2 separate regions of the Homo sapiens genome follow, and region 1 is linked to region 2. A link is a loop called in an ENCODE intact Hi-C map of the cell type or tissue named here. Cell type or tissue: mesothelial cell of epicardium. All regions are shown on one strand. Each heading gives the region's core, and the rest is flanking DNA. Links, peaks and the distances in the headings are about the cores only. Region 1 overlaps LPP (LIM domain containing preferred translocation partner in lipoma). Region 2 has its middle 20 kb from the start of BCL6.

Region 1 (7,245 bases), core at 1,636-4,135, 840 kb after region 2:
GTGTGTGTGTGTGTGTGTGTGTGTGTGGTGTGTGCTTTATGTGTTCATTGAGGACTAAAAATTAGTATTAGTAGTATATTGGCAGCAATGTTTTGAACTCGGTGGCACCAACTAAAATTGTGTGATTTTTATTTCGTGCATAATATTTGAGATTATTTTAACTCATCACCAGATTTCAGCTACTATTTATCCTCATTTATAAGGTTACTTTTTTTCTTTAATGTGGAAAATAAACAAAAACATAAAATGGAGAACAAAATTTTCTCTTAACTGCCTCACCTAGTGTAAAACTGTAACCTTTTAAAATACATTGAAACCATTTTTAATTTTCTGCTATGCTTCTTCCTTTTTTTGTATGTACATACACATGGACATTGGAATACCACAATATTTTAGAGTGTGTTTGCTTGGTTTTTAAAATAATGTATATATTTCTGATATATATTATGTTAAATATATATTTATTTTTATACATTTATATATAAGAAATGTATAATATATACTATGCCTATATAATATATATTTCTTCCTTTGAGTGAAAAAGTAATATGTGGTAGACACTTAGCAAAATAGGAAAAGTATATAGAATAGCCAAAAATAACCCCTTTAAAATAACCAATGTTATCAGTTGGGAATAGATCCTTCTAGCCATATATGTATGCATATGTATATATGAGATATAGATAGATGCATTACTTATCAACAGGTATAAAACAATATTTTCTAACTGAATTTTAAAACAAAGAAAAATTTTGATACATATTATTATTTTTATTATATAGTGGTAAAATATACATAATACAGAATTTCACATTCTAACCAATTTTAAGCGTATAATTCACTGGCACTAAGTACATTTACATTGTTGTGCAACCATCACCAGCAGAACTGTATCTATTCAAACTGAAATGACATATCCATTAAACAATAATGCACTAGCTACATTCTTCCTTCTCCCATCCCATGGCAATCACCATTCTGCTTTCTAGCTTTATAAATTTGACTCTTCTAGGGGCCTCCTATATGTAGAACCATATGGTATTTGTTTTTTGTTTTTTGTTTTTGTAACTGGCTTGTTTCTTCAAGCTTCAAGCTTAATCTCTTCAAGCTTCATCTATGTTGTAGCATGTATCAGAATTTTCTTATTACATTGTGTGTGTGTATATATATGTATAGATATATAGATAGATATAGATGTGTGTGTGTATATATATATATCACATTTTATTTATCCATTCATCCATCAGTGGACACTTGAATTGCTTCTTCCTTTGGCTATTGTGAATAATACTGCTATGAACATATTACCATGATTGTACAAATAGCTGCATTCCTGCTTTTAGTTATTTTAGGTATCTACCCAGAAGTTGAATTGCCAGATTATTGATATATTTTGAAATATTTTTATGGCATTGTTTTAATGACTGTGTAGTATTCTATTATATGACTATACTGTAATGTATATAAACAATCCTCATGTATTGATTATTTAAATTTTCCATTATCTTTTAGTTTTATAAAGTACACTATTAACACGGAGCTTCTTGAAACTAAACATTTATGCTCTCTGGTCATTTCCATAGGCTAAATTTTAAGAAATGAAACTATGGGTTTAAAAAGTATAAACTTTATTAGGGCTTTTGTTACATATCACCAAATTACACCACTGATTTCCCATAAAAATTTTATAGAAACAAACATTAACTTCGTCCCTAAATCTAAATTATATAATCAGTTTTCCTTCTAAGACAAGTGGAGTCACACCATTATGTCACTCATAGCCCCTAATTCCAAGTGGGATTTCCTGTTCGGCTTTAGCAACAGTATCTAAAAGTAGTTTTGAACTCTGGTTTTAACTGACAATCACCTGCCCCTTCCCTTTTGAATTTCCAGATTTCACTCTGTTGAGTGGGTTTATCTACAATAACTTGCATTTAAAAAGCCCTAAATGATTCTGTTGTGCAGTCAGATTTAAGAAATGCTTTTCTAAATGTGTGGTATTATGTTTATATATCGCACTCTTGGCCAGGTGTGGTGGCTCACGCCTGTAATCCCAACATTTTGGGAGGCCAAGGCAGATGGATCACTTGAGGTCAGGAGTTCCAGACCAGCCTGGACAACACAGTGAAAACCCCATCTTTACTAAAAACACAAAATGAGCTGGCGTGGTGGTGGGTGCCTATAATCCCAGCTATTTGAGAGGCTTTGACACAAGAATTCCTTGAACACGCGAGGCAGAGGTTGCAGTGAGCTGAGATAGTGCCACTGCACTCCAGCCTGGGTGACAGAGCAAGACTCTATCTCAAATATATATATATATATATATACACACACATATACATATACACACACACACATATATATAGCATTCTTAATCTCATATATATATAATATATATATAATATATATATATTATATATATATATGACATTCTTAATCTGTTAGGTTGTTTTCCAACTCATGGGGTCATCTATCAAGTGGATAGTGTAAGTGGCCTGGTTGGATGAGGAATGGAGATATGGGTACTTACCCTGAATTATGGAAGATAATTAGTGAGATGACTCAAGAAAGCAAATTTAGTTATTCTTCTAGTCATGGTTAGGATAAAATGATGATGTAATTTTTGCATAGAGCCAAAAGAAGCAGCAAATTAGGGATTTCATTATAACTGAAATAGGTTAGCTGTGTTTCCATTTTTGCTCATTGTACAAACTCAGAAACCAATTATATTTATTTATCCAGCCATTATTTATTAAGTGCCTACCTGATATGAATCCCTAATAATGAGACCAAGCTCTTCTTGGGCAATAAAACTCTGAATATTGCACATTTACTCTTGGAATCACTGGATTTTTGAGAGTCAGAGTATCTTCTTTTATAGGTACCTCGACCCCAGTGAAGCTCTTTTTTTTTCTCCTGAGTGATATAGAAATATTTTTTTATTTGAAGAGAAAGATTATTTATTAAAAAAAAAAAAAGGAGAAGAGTAACTTAGCATTTCCCCTCCTTTGTTGTTCAGATGAAGAGTCAGTCTAGAGAAGTCACGTGACTTTCCCAATGTCACTAAATTCTAAACAGTGGTAAAGCTGGCACTTTTTTTCTCGGTCTCCCAAGTTCCAGTGCACAACTCTTCAATTGCATGCTTCCTAGTGATACTTACATTTGCCAGTATCCATAACTTCAACTGGGAATTGTAAAGTGCACCTCATGCACTACAGGTGACCTGCAGAAATTGTTTTATTTCTCTTCCTTGTGTTTGAAATAATAATAATAATAATAATAATAATAATAATAATAATAATGAACACAGCTTTAAAGTCAGAAGAGTAATATTGGATTTATATTCCACATGTCAGCAGTGAGCTGGCATGGGATAGCAGCTGCCTTTTTAACAGAGTAAACTCTTCAGCTTTATAGTTCACATCACTTTGTTGTTTCCTAGACACTGGCATTCTCATTTTCTGTTCATTCTCCAATTTATTCAATTTTTCTTCTAGGAGAGAGAAAGATTTTCCAGTGTCTACATTTTGATCACTTATCTCTTAAAAATAGGAAAACTACGGATAGACTGATAAAGAATTTTGTGGTTTTTTTTTTTTTAACATGTCAACTATTATATTTCACTGTTTTATTACCTGAGAGAGGTGGATGGTTTTTAAAACCCCAAACTATGCAGCCAGATGACCCAGGCTTGAACCTTCGATCTGCCACCTACTAGTGATGTGTCCTTGGGCAGTTACTTAATCTCTCGTCAATATCTTCTTCTGGAAAATGAGGATTGGTTTCCGTCTCAGGAGTAACTGTGAGGATTATATATAAATTATGTTCAACACAAAATGTTTGCACCAGGTAATTTCTATATAAATGTTTGCTATTATTACACATTTTTGGGGTTACCAATAGGTATTTTAGCTTGTGTTTTCTGCCACAGGGATGTCCAGACAAAGTAGATAACTGAAAGTGAAAAGCACTTGAGGTATTCTTCAAATAACTCAAATAATTGTCATGAAAATATAATTGAAATGGAAATATTCATCATCTTAATCTTCTAGCAAGTCAACCATCCCCCTTTTGATATTTTGTATATTCCTTGGCCATATGAAAATATCATTCTCTATGGCCTCAATTGTATTGTACAAATGAATTCACATCATGTGTTTTTCATTTAAAATTTACATTTAAATCTTAAGCAGTTTCCCATGTCATGTAGCTGAAATTAAAATGTAATAAAATGATTTTGAATTTCGTGCTGCTGTTTAAACGTTGACCTTTTGCTACTGTCTATTTTCTCCTTCTGTTACATTGGAAAATTTTCTAAGTAGAAATCACTTTTACTCATCACACTAAATTTTGCCCCAAATATTCTGTAACTAAGAACTTTCTGAGTGCAATGAGTGTGACTTTCTTTGTCTCATAGTGAATCTAGTAAGCAGCTCAATGCCTGTTACATAGTAGACTTTCAATAAATTTCTATTGAATAAATAATTTGGATTGAATTTCTGGGATTTGTGGTATTGTGTTTACTTGGCAGTAAATTCAGAATGTACTTTGTTTTAGTACATGTTGTTAAATACTATTTTTAAATGCATTCGTCTCTTTCCTTTCTTAGTAAGTTTATTTAAAAATTGCCCTTTATTTCCAGAGGGGATTTGAGTCAGCATCAAGTAAAACTTACACATATAGTATGGCCATAAAAATGAAAACAAGTACCTCAAAGTCTTCCTGGAAAAATAATAGTATCAATACATTCCAAATTAAAATCATTAAACTATTTAGAGGTGGAGGGGCACTAATGAGATGACTGTAATTAGGCACACATTACATATTTTACAGAATTTCTTGATTGTCAAGTCAATAAGGAAAATAAGATAGTTCATATTTTTTCATGGTCAGTTATAATCTGACCAAAGAAATGCATTTTTCTTGGGATATTAACCTTCATTCATTCATCAAATATTTGTTAAATGCCAGCTTATGGGCTATGATATGATGAAGCATAATGAGGAAGCAGCAGGGAATAAAAAGGACAGTCTCTACTAGTATAGAAGCAGACATATGCACATGTGATATGTACAGGGAGGGAGAAGTAAAGAGCACCCACTGTGCTGGAGGATTCAGGCAAAGTTTCACGGAGGAACCTGACATTCAGCTTGAGATGTAAGACATTCCTAGGAATCAGCTAGATAATTCAAAGACAATGGAGAAGTGCATTGGTGTAGGTATCATTGTTGAGATGTGAGAGAGCTTGGCACAATAGACATGAAAGAAGGTCAATGTATCTCAAAGAGAGGTAGAAGAGGTGGATTTGCATCCATCATTCCCCTAACCTGTTGAAGATTTTTGAGCAGGAAAGCAATATGATTAGATTTGCATTTGCAATAAATCACTCTGGCTACCAAATGAAGGACTCATTGAAAAACAGTCGTGGACATTGGGAGACCAGTTTGGATGTTTTTAGAGAATTCATAATGAAAAATGGTGGAATCTTGGCATGGGATTGTAGTAGTGGAAATGGTAAAATGTGGACATATTTGTGAGTTATGGAATTCCCTATTTAGAGAGTAGGAGCAACAGGATTTAGTTCTTGAATGGAAAGTAGGCAGTCTCAGAAATGATTCCCAGTGTTCTCCTTTGAGCAACAACTGGGTGGATGAGAAAACCAAATGAAAAGCAGATCAGGGTGGATGATGAAATCTGTTTTTAATATATTGAGTCTGAAAAGCATATGAGACATTCAAGCAGACACATGAAATAGACAGTTGAGGATTTGGGCTTAGTATTCAGAATACAGATGAATTCTGGAGACAGAAATTCTAAAGTCTTCATAACATAGAAGGTATATCAAGTTGTGGCCATGGTCCTGGAGACAATCGAGAGACAAAAGCAGAGATCTGGTGTCAAATAAAGGGAATCATTATTCAGCGGCTATTGAGCAATATATTGGGTATTGTCATTAGTAACAATTTCACAGAAAGATTTAAGAAGCATTTTATTTTTCGTAAGATAATATTCCATTTGATGCAGATAGATAGCTTTCTGGTAAACTAGGTTGATCCAGAGATAAAGATTAAAAAATTCCCAGGGACATTTGGTTAACATTTTACTTCCAATGGTTCTCAACTAGAGAGGAAACCACCTCCTGATGGGGAGTTTGGAAATGAATGGGCACATTTTTATAAACTGTCACAATGACTGGAGGACACTGTTATCATTTATCGGGTAGGGAGCAAAATACATTACTGTCAAACTCAAGAAGACCATAGTACTCTGTTGAGAGACACTGATAAACTCTTGTGCCACATATGTTTCTCTGGCTTGCTGATTGTGAAGTTCCGAGCTGACTGTCAAGAACGGTCACAGACCTTCTCTAGATTTTCACCTCCACAGTACTCTCTTTGTCCTGAACCTAGAGGAGATGACGGCTCTGCCTCTGCTAGTTCCATATTATTTCCCTGTCCTTCGTGACTCCTCTGCAATTACATGGGGCCATGTACATAATACCTGTGTAAATCAGATCCTTGAGAAGACCTAGTTGGTGTGTGCTGTCATTTTTATTTGAATCCTGACTCTTATGGCTATCTTTTCCACATATCATTTGTCTCAAATATAGTTTCCTAGGGATCTCATAGTTCCAGATTTAGCTTCCTGTTAAGTTACAAGAAGCTCTTGGATAGAGTGGTATCTTTTTGTTTGGTTGGTTTTTGTGTTTTGTTTTGTTCTGTTTTTTTGGATATTCGTCTTTAAAAGGGTAAACTTGTCATTTACTTTTGTAATTTAAGCAGCCTGGATATTCTTGTCTTGTTGGTGGAGGGGCTTTACCTTTCTGCTTGAAGGTGGTCCCAATAGTACTAAATAGAAACATAGTTTCCTCATTAAGCAATTTATTAAAATATGTATGTTCAAGACATTCCTAAAAAATACTCAGTTAAGACTCCAACATTCTATTACAGAGGACGTGGAAAAGGCATTTTGAACCTAGAAAAAATTTAAGGTCAGATTTTTCTCGTCAATAATGCCAGTCATAAAAAAGTCAGCGTAGATGGGCATTGAATGAAAGAGGGAATAAAGCTTTGCTTTTCTTTGATGACTCAAGATCAGCAGAAACCCAGAGTTCCTATTTTGAACACTTTACAAACCCAACTATAAATGGAGACAGTGACTGAGCAACTGGGCTGATGACAGGCATGCTCTCTGCTGCAGCTGTAAAGTCTGCCCCAAGAAAGCAGTTCAAAATTTGCATAGTTT
Region 2 (7,245 bases), core at 1,601-4,100:
TCAATAAATAAATAAATAAGAAAGAAAACGATCCCAGCTGTTGTGTAGAAGACGAATTAGAAATGGACAAGAGGCAATTTTCTAAGTGACTATTGTAGGAGTCCTAGTGAAAGATGAAGGTAGCTTGGACTACACACCTTTGACATATAGGTGGTGAGGTGTAGAAATATTTGAGAGTTGCTTTGAAGTTAGAATTGGCAACATTTAACAATGAATCAGATTAAGCCAGAGTGTGTGGTAAAAGAAAGAGAGGTATCAAGAATGAATCCCAAGTTTCTGAATTGGGCAGCTGGGCGAATGTGTTTCCACTTACTGAGTTAAAAAACAAACAAACAAACAAACAAACAAGCAAAAAACACTGTAAAATGAAAATCTTTTGGAGGTGGAGAAATTGTTGAAAACTCTGGTTTGAACAACTGAGGTAGATGGCAAAGTAGGCAAGGTGATATTCAAGACTTGGATTCAAAAGAGATGTCTGGCTTTGAGATATGCATTTGCGATTCATCAAAATAGAGGTAGTATTTGAAGCTAGAAGAAAGAGTTGGCTTTCATATCAGATCAGGTGTTAAAAAATAGAACCAAAAAGCAGTGAAAGTGGAATGGTCCTTAGAAATACTCAAGTTCAAACTCATTTCTCGATTGATAGTGAAATCGGGGCTTTAGGGAGGAAAGTCACTGGTGGAAATGGGGTTGGTAAGAAACTAGGTCTCCCTTCTACTGGACCAGGATAGTTTTTGTTGTTTCACAATATTTTCTCCACATTTGACATCAAAATGGTTGAGACTGAGAAGCACTTTCTATGAGATATGTTCTAGAGACGTGGCTTATGGTCTTACCTCCTCATTTTATATTCTCACCTGCTGTATTGCGAACTACCACACTCTTATAACTGACCTGTTCCCCTCTGCCTTTAGTCAACTTGGAATCTTTTCCCCTGGTTCCTTACTTATTGAAAAAGAAGGTACAATCATCCCAAATGAACATACCTGGGCAATCTGATGTTGAGAAGGTCCAAATCTTAGAGAGATGACTGAGCTGCTGAACACACATCGCTGTGCTATTTCATCCTACTCAGCTTAGCACTTATGACCCCCTGTGACTATTTAGTAATTGCACTGTCTCTCCTCTTGAATGTGAGTGCCTGGAGGTCAGTAGCTATTTGTTTCTTCTCCTTGGTATCTTAATCCTCTCCTGGTGCCTAAGATAAGCAACTTACCCATCTCGCACATGTTTTGAAGGAAGAGGACCCAATAGACTGAGACTTTTACTGGAGTTTATGCACCTTTATTTATCTTCTCATATTTTCAAGTAAATACATTTAGTTAGCACATACTATGTGTCAGGGAGAGTGCAAAAGGTTGTAATTTTGTTCAGTCTGAAAATGTAGTTATTATGTAGAGGGTGTTATTAGCTGTTATACAATAAATTTAGGTTTATTCATGTGTATACATTTGCTTTGCATACCTTCCATCCAATTCAACAAATATTTAATGTACACTGACCATGTGTACGGAGGTAAAAGAGCAAACCTCTGTCACTTAGGGCCCCAAAGCTGGTGGGGGAGGGAGATATAAACAAACACACAAGCAATGACCAGAGCTACAACTGAGCTACAATCAATATACTTTGGTTGACTTCGAGAACATGATTGCTTCAGAGATATAAGAAAGTTTCTTGGAGGGGTGGGGTTTGAACATAATAATAAAATAATGCAAAATGATAAACATATTCTTGAAATAATAGACATCAAAACAATAAGCATAGCCTTGAAATAATTATGGCTAGCATTTTATATAGTATGGAGTATATACTGTTCTAAGTACTTAACACTTGTTAATTTAGTCCTTACAACAATCTTATGAAATGGGTATTTTTTTTTTATCCCCATTTTACAGACTGGAAACTGAAGCACAGCAAGGTGAAGTAGCTTGCCCAAAGTCAAGCAACTAATAAAAAACAGTGCTGGGATTTGAACCCTAGCAATCTGAAGACTTTAATCTTAGCTATTAATGTTTTACTGCCTTATGAATGAAGGATAGAACTTCAACACGCAGGTTAAAGAGAGGAAGTATGGGGAGGGAAGGCTTTTCGTACAAAAAGAAGGGCTGAAACCATGGCACAGGGATTAGACATATACCTAATAATGCTTTATTTTGTTTGAGCCATCTAGTTTTCAAAGGACTTTCTCAGCCATTCTTTGTTTCTCATCATGACTCTGTGAAGTATGTGGCAATTAGTACTCTCATTAGAAGATAAGAGAATCTGGACCCAGAACGGGAAAGGCACTGGGCTAGTGAGCAGCAGAATGAGGTTCAAAACCTGGTCCTTTTACTTCAAACAAGAGTCCCAACAACTAATACATTTGCTCAATGCTCTGAGCAAAGCTCTGTGCTAACCTTTTCCTGTATCTTCTAATTTCATCCTCATGATAGCCCTGAGAAGTAGATGTTATTGCATTTCAAAAGGGGAAACAGTTCAATTCTGCCTCTACTAGGAACCCTGAGAATGGAGTATTACCTGTGCATTAGCACATGCAGCTTCTCTGAGAATGGAAAATCCCAATTAATATCTTTGCCAAAATCTTCCAGTCACTCCTGCATGTGGCCAACTTTCCTGCATGGTGAAAGTCAACATTCAAATATGAAACTCGGCTTCAGTTTCCAAGAACTGATTGCATTATTAAGAATTAGTTTCTGAAAGTGGGCTTTGTGAATCTATGTGGGAAGGGCTACGAATCAGACTGGCTGATAATTTGGTGCAATTGCTAAAATACTTGATGCAATTCTGGACTGCATTGGCGGCAATACCATCTCCAGCTCAGTGAGCACCCATTGTGTAGGGCATAGTTCTAGGCCCCCAAGGGAGAATATAAATCAATGTCTTGAGAGAGTGGCTCTATCATGGATCCAGCAGCAAGCATGTCAAATGCTAAAAAAAGACAGTCAGGTAGGAGCTGGGTAAAAATTCACAGCCAGCCCCACAGCCTCAGGCAACAAGGGCTGAATTCCCAGCCATCGGCTTTGTTTATGCATGTTCAGTCTGGGAACCAGGTACGGAAGGCTCTGCGTTCAGTCCTGTTGTCTTCCAAATTTGATTACGGTTCTTAGGAGACAGAGTCATGACCTCAGCCTGGAATGGCAACATTTAAAAGAGACAACAAAAAAGAAAGATAAGATGACTAAAGCTCTTAGTTTAAGAGGGGGTAGAAGGGACAGAGTGAATTTGGGAAGTTTACACTTGATTTTTAAGGCCAAGGGTATCATGAAGAGCCTTGTGTTTGAATGCTGTTGTCAAGCCTTTAAAAGTCTTCCCTGCATGCTGATTGACAGCCAGAGGTATGGGATTATTTCCTCTATGCCTGTTGCCTTGGCTTGCTCATTTGTAAAAGGTGAAAGCAACTACTGCTCTGCAGGTATTAAGGATTAAATGTGGCAAAGCATAGTAAATGTCTTGTAAACATAAATGTGTACAAAGTAGACTGTTTTATATACTGTCCAGCTATCCCAGCTTTCTGGTAAAAAATGGGACTAGACAGTTAGACTCATTGAATGGAATCTTAGATATTGTCTGATCCAACACCTGAATGTAGCAGATGAGGAGGGGAGGAAGCAGTCTGTGCCTGGCCCAAGGGTACCCAGGACGTTAGAGACAAAGGGAGAATTTGTGGGTATGAGGAAGAATGAAATACTGAGAAACAGTGTGAGGTGGTACTCAGTCTGCTGAGCCCCTTCCAATGTAATCTCATTTCATCCCGACAGGAGACATGCAGTCAGGTATCTTCATTTCATAAGTCAGGAGCCAGAGGTTCAAAACGCAAATAGACTCCCTGAGATGAAGAGCCAGTAACCAGATGAAGGAGGTTCAAACCCAGGTTGAAATAAATCCAAAGCGCACGCAATTGACTTTATACCGTCCTACCAAATTTTCCGCATCTTTGCAAATACCTATTTCTGAGGATATCCATAGCACCTACAGAAAACAGTGGCAGCTAGAGAGGGAGTTTTTTATTTCTATTTTTTTTTTAAACATCTGCCTATGAATCACTGTGTAACTTTCCTTTATGCAGTTCAATCTTCAATCTAAAATGGCTAAATGCACCAGATGACCCAGGCCTCCTGCACCCCTCACATCCTGTGATTGTTGAGTCACACTAAAGGGAAAACAGTCCTCTTTTGCCTCCAAATTCAAGCAATTCTAAACTATACAAATGATTTATTTAAAATTGTATATATGCCTTTTGTGGTTATCTGAGGCAAGTGCAAAGAGATATGCCTTCTATTTCCTTTCATCAGCACCCAGTAGGTACCCTGTAAATTTTCTGGTGCATTCACTTTCAAAGTAAGCATTCTGTCAGCTTCCTATACATGATTACAGGCTATTTTGGGAGACATTTCTCTGACATCTGGGCCCTGTATCCATCCATCTGTACATTCATCATCTATACAAATGAACTTACATACATAATTATCAAAACAATACTGTTACTATACATGCTATATATATACATATAGATGTATGCATATATTCAGTGAACATTTATTTATTTATTTATTTATTTATTTTTTGAGACGGAGTCTCGGTCTGTCGCCCAGGCCGGACTGCGGACTGCAGTGGCGCAATCTCGGCTCACTGCAAGCTCCGCTTCCCGGATTCACGCCATTCTCCTGCCTCAGCCTCCCGAGTAGCTGGGACTACAGGCGCCCGCCACCGCGCCCGGCTAATTTTTTGTATTTTTAGTAGAGACGGGGTTTCACCTTGTTAGCCAGGATGGTCTCGATCTCCTGACCTCATGATCCACCCGCCTCGGCCTCCCAAAGTGCTGGGATTACAGGCGTGAGCCACCGCGCCCGGCCAGTGAACATTTATTAAGCCCCGTTATGTGACAGGCAGCAGGTAACTTGCTGCAAAAGTGTTGCTAGTTAAAATCTAGACTAGGTTTACTAATTATTCAAAATAATCATATTTCTTATACCACTGCTTTTTTTTTTTTTTTTTGACAGATTCTCACTCTGTTGCCCAGGCTGCTGGAGTGCAATGGCGTGATCTCTGCTCACTGCAAGCTCCGCCTCCCATGTTCAAGTGATTCTCTGCCTCAGCCTCCCGAGCAGTTGAGATGACAGGTGCCCGCCACCACCCCCAGCTAATTTTTGTATTTTTGATAGAGATGGAGTTTCACCATGTTGGTCAGACTGGTCTCAAACTCCTGACCTCAAATGATCCACCCGCCTCAGCCTCCCAAAGTGCTGGAATTACAGGTGTGAGCCACCATGCCCGGCCTTTATACCACTGCTTTAAAAAAAAAAAAAAAAAAAAAAGATTCTGATGCTTAGAAAGACCACTGGACATTGATCCAACTTTATTATTCTTACGCTCTTACTAAAACTTTAACTCAAAATCTTGGTTTCTTCTAAATTGTTACCAGGCACTGCTGAAAGGAAGCATTCATAGCACAAGGCAGTGACCTAGACAAGGATTAGGATTCATGGGTTTAGAGGCACACTGACCTTCCTTCTCACTTTCAGAATTGTGTTTAATAGCTCAGTCTGTTATCCGCCTGGGCTCCCCAATGTTAGACTTACGTATTATTCACTTGCCCAAATTTAGGTAACTGGGATAGTGCTGCTGCTGCTGCTTAATTATTTGCACCAAGGTGTCTGAAAAGGTAGCCTACTGAAAGAGCAAGGCTCTTGAGACAAAATGGTTTCTTCTGACTCTGACACCAAATAGTTGTATGACAATGAGCAAGTTACTTAACCTTTCTGAGCATTGGTTTTCCTACCTCTAAAGAATGAGATACTAATATTTAACTCATAAATTTTTTATAAGGGTGAAAGGAGAAGAATGAATCACTAGAACCTGGTACACGAGGGATAAATCGCTCCTCATTTGCACACTGACACATCCCCAGGAAGGTACATCTTCCAATTCCTCCTCCCATGTAGCTCCCATATATGAAAGCTGAATGATGAAGGATTTCTGAACTAGTCACCAATTGGAATCCTCTAGCCCTTTCCATACCACTATGGTGAATAATCTGGACATGACTCTGAGTAATTATTTCAGCCATACACAGATGCGTTTTACTAATCCCCACTATAATCATCCAACTTTCACTGTGAGAAGCATTTTTCCATTTGTTGCCTCATTTGATCTTCACAACAGCCCCAAGAGAAACACAAGCCAGTGTTGTTATCCTTCTTTGACAGATGGGCAAGCAGAGGGTTAGAGAGGTAAAGTGGCTTGTGACACTTCTAGATTCAGGTATATGACTCTGAATTCCATCCATGAGCTTTCTATTATACCAAGAAGCCACAGGATTGTTACCACATCCTAAAAGACACTAGATATTCTGGAAGAAAGAAAACCAGGAAGGTGAAGGCTGATGGAAAACAGATGAGTTAGTCCAGCCCTAGCCATCCCCACTGGGCTCCCACCCAGGCCTTTGCTCAGTGTCCCTCTCTCCCAAGCACTTCTTTCTCAGCCTATTTGTTTGCTCAGATCCTCTCTGTGGCCAGTAACATAGCTCAAACCCAGGCTCCTCCATGAAGCTGTTGACCAACCATCCAACCCAGTTCTTCAATTAATATTTACTGAATGCCCTCCACTGCGCTCCACTGCCCATGTGGAGTTTTGTTCTAGTGGAAGGAAATAATCAATAAATTCAATAGTAAATATGTATGGTTTTGTTTTGTTTTGTTTTGTTTTGTTTCTGAGAATGGGGTCTCACTCTGTCACCCAGACTGGAGTGCAGTGGCACAATCACTGCTCACTGCAGCCTCGCCCTCCCAGGCTCAAGTGATCCTCCCACCACAGCCTCCCAAGTAGCTGGGACTACAGGTGTGTGCCACCATGCCCTGCTAATTTTCTTGATTTTATTTTTTGTAAAATGGAGTCTCCTATGTTGGTTGGTCTTGAACTCCTGAGCTCAAGCATGAGACCAACCTGGACAACATAGGAGACCAAAGTGTTGGGACTACAGTCAGGAGCCACCATGCCTGGCTTGTATATTTTTGATGGTAATAAATGTTGAAAAGGAAAAAAAAAAAAAACAGGGAAAGGGGGATAGGACATATATGAAGGGACAAATGCAATCTGAGATAAGATGGCTAGGAAAGGCTTCACTGAGCATCAGACATTGGATTAAAGACTGAGAAGAGGTGAAGGCAAGAACCATTTGGACATCGAGGTAAGAACATCAGGCAGAGGGAAGTGCAAGGGCACAGGCCCAGGGCCAGATTATACCTG

Evidence for each region. Hi-C counts contacts between places; a loop is a spot of excess contacts. Peaks named below come from ENCODE experiments on the same cell type or tissue, not always from the same donor. Only the 100,000 strongest peaks of a DNase experiment are listed, where the experiment ranks them.
Region 1: it touches region 2 in a loop (35-fold over the local background); 1 of 110 quality-filtered maps calls a loop at or near these places.

What each region holds. Positions count from the first base shown.
Region 1 is chr3:188,599,764-188,607,008 of GRCh38, forward strand. All of the region lies in intron 6 of LPP (LIM domain containing preferred translocation partner in lipoma), which reads left to right. LOC124906316 (a long non-coding RNA gene) reads right to left here. Exons shown (of 5, transcript XR_007096213.1): 5 at 5,593-5,860. Among named protein-coding and RNA genes, the nearest start is that of LPP-AS1, 35 kb to the left of the region's middle. In mesothelial cell of epicardium, for the core only: no CTCF peak of the experiment used is centred there; no DNase peak of the experiment used is centred there.
Region 2 is chr3:187,761,448-187,768,692 of GRCh38, forward strand. No RefSeq gene overlaps it. Among named protein-coding and RNA genes, the nearest start is that of BCL6, 20 kb to the left of the region's middle. In mesothelial cell of epicardium, for the core only: no CTCF peak of the experiment used is centred there; a DNase peak (open chromatin) is centred at 2,996.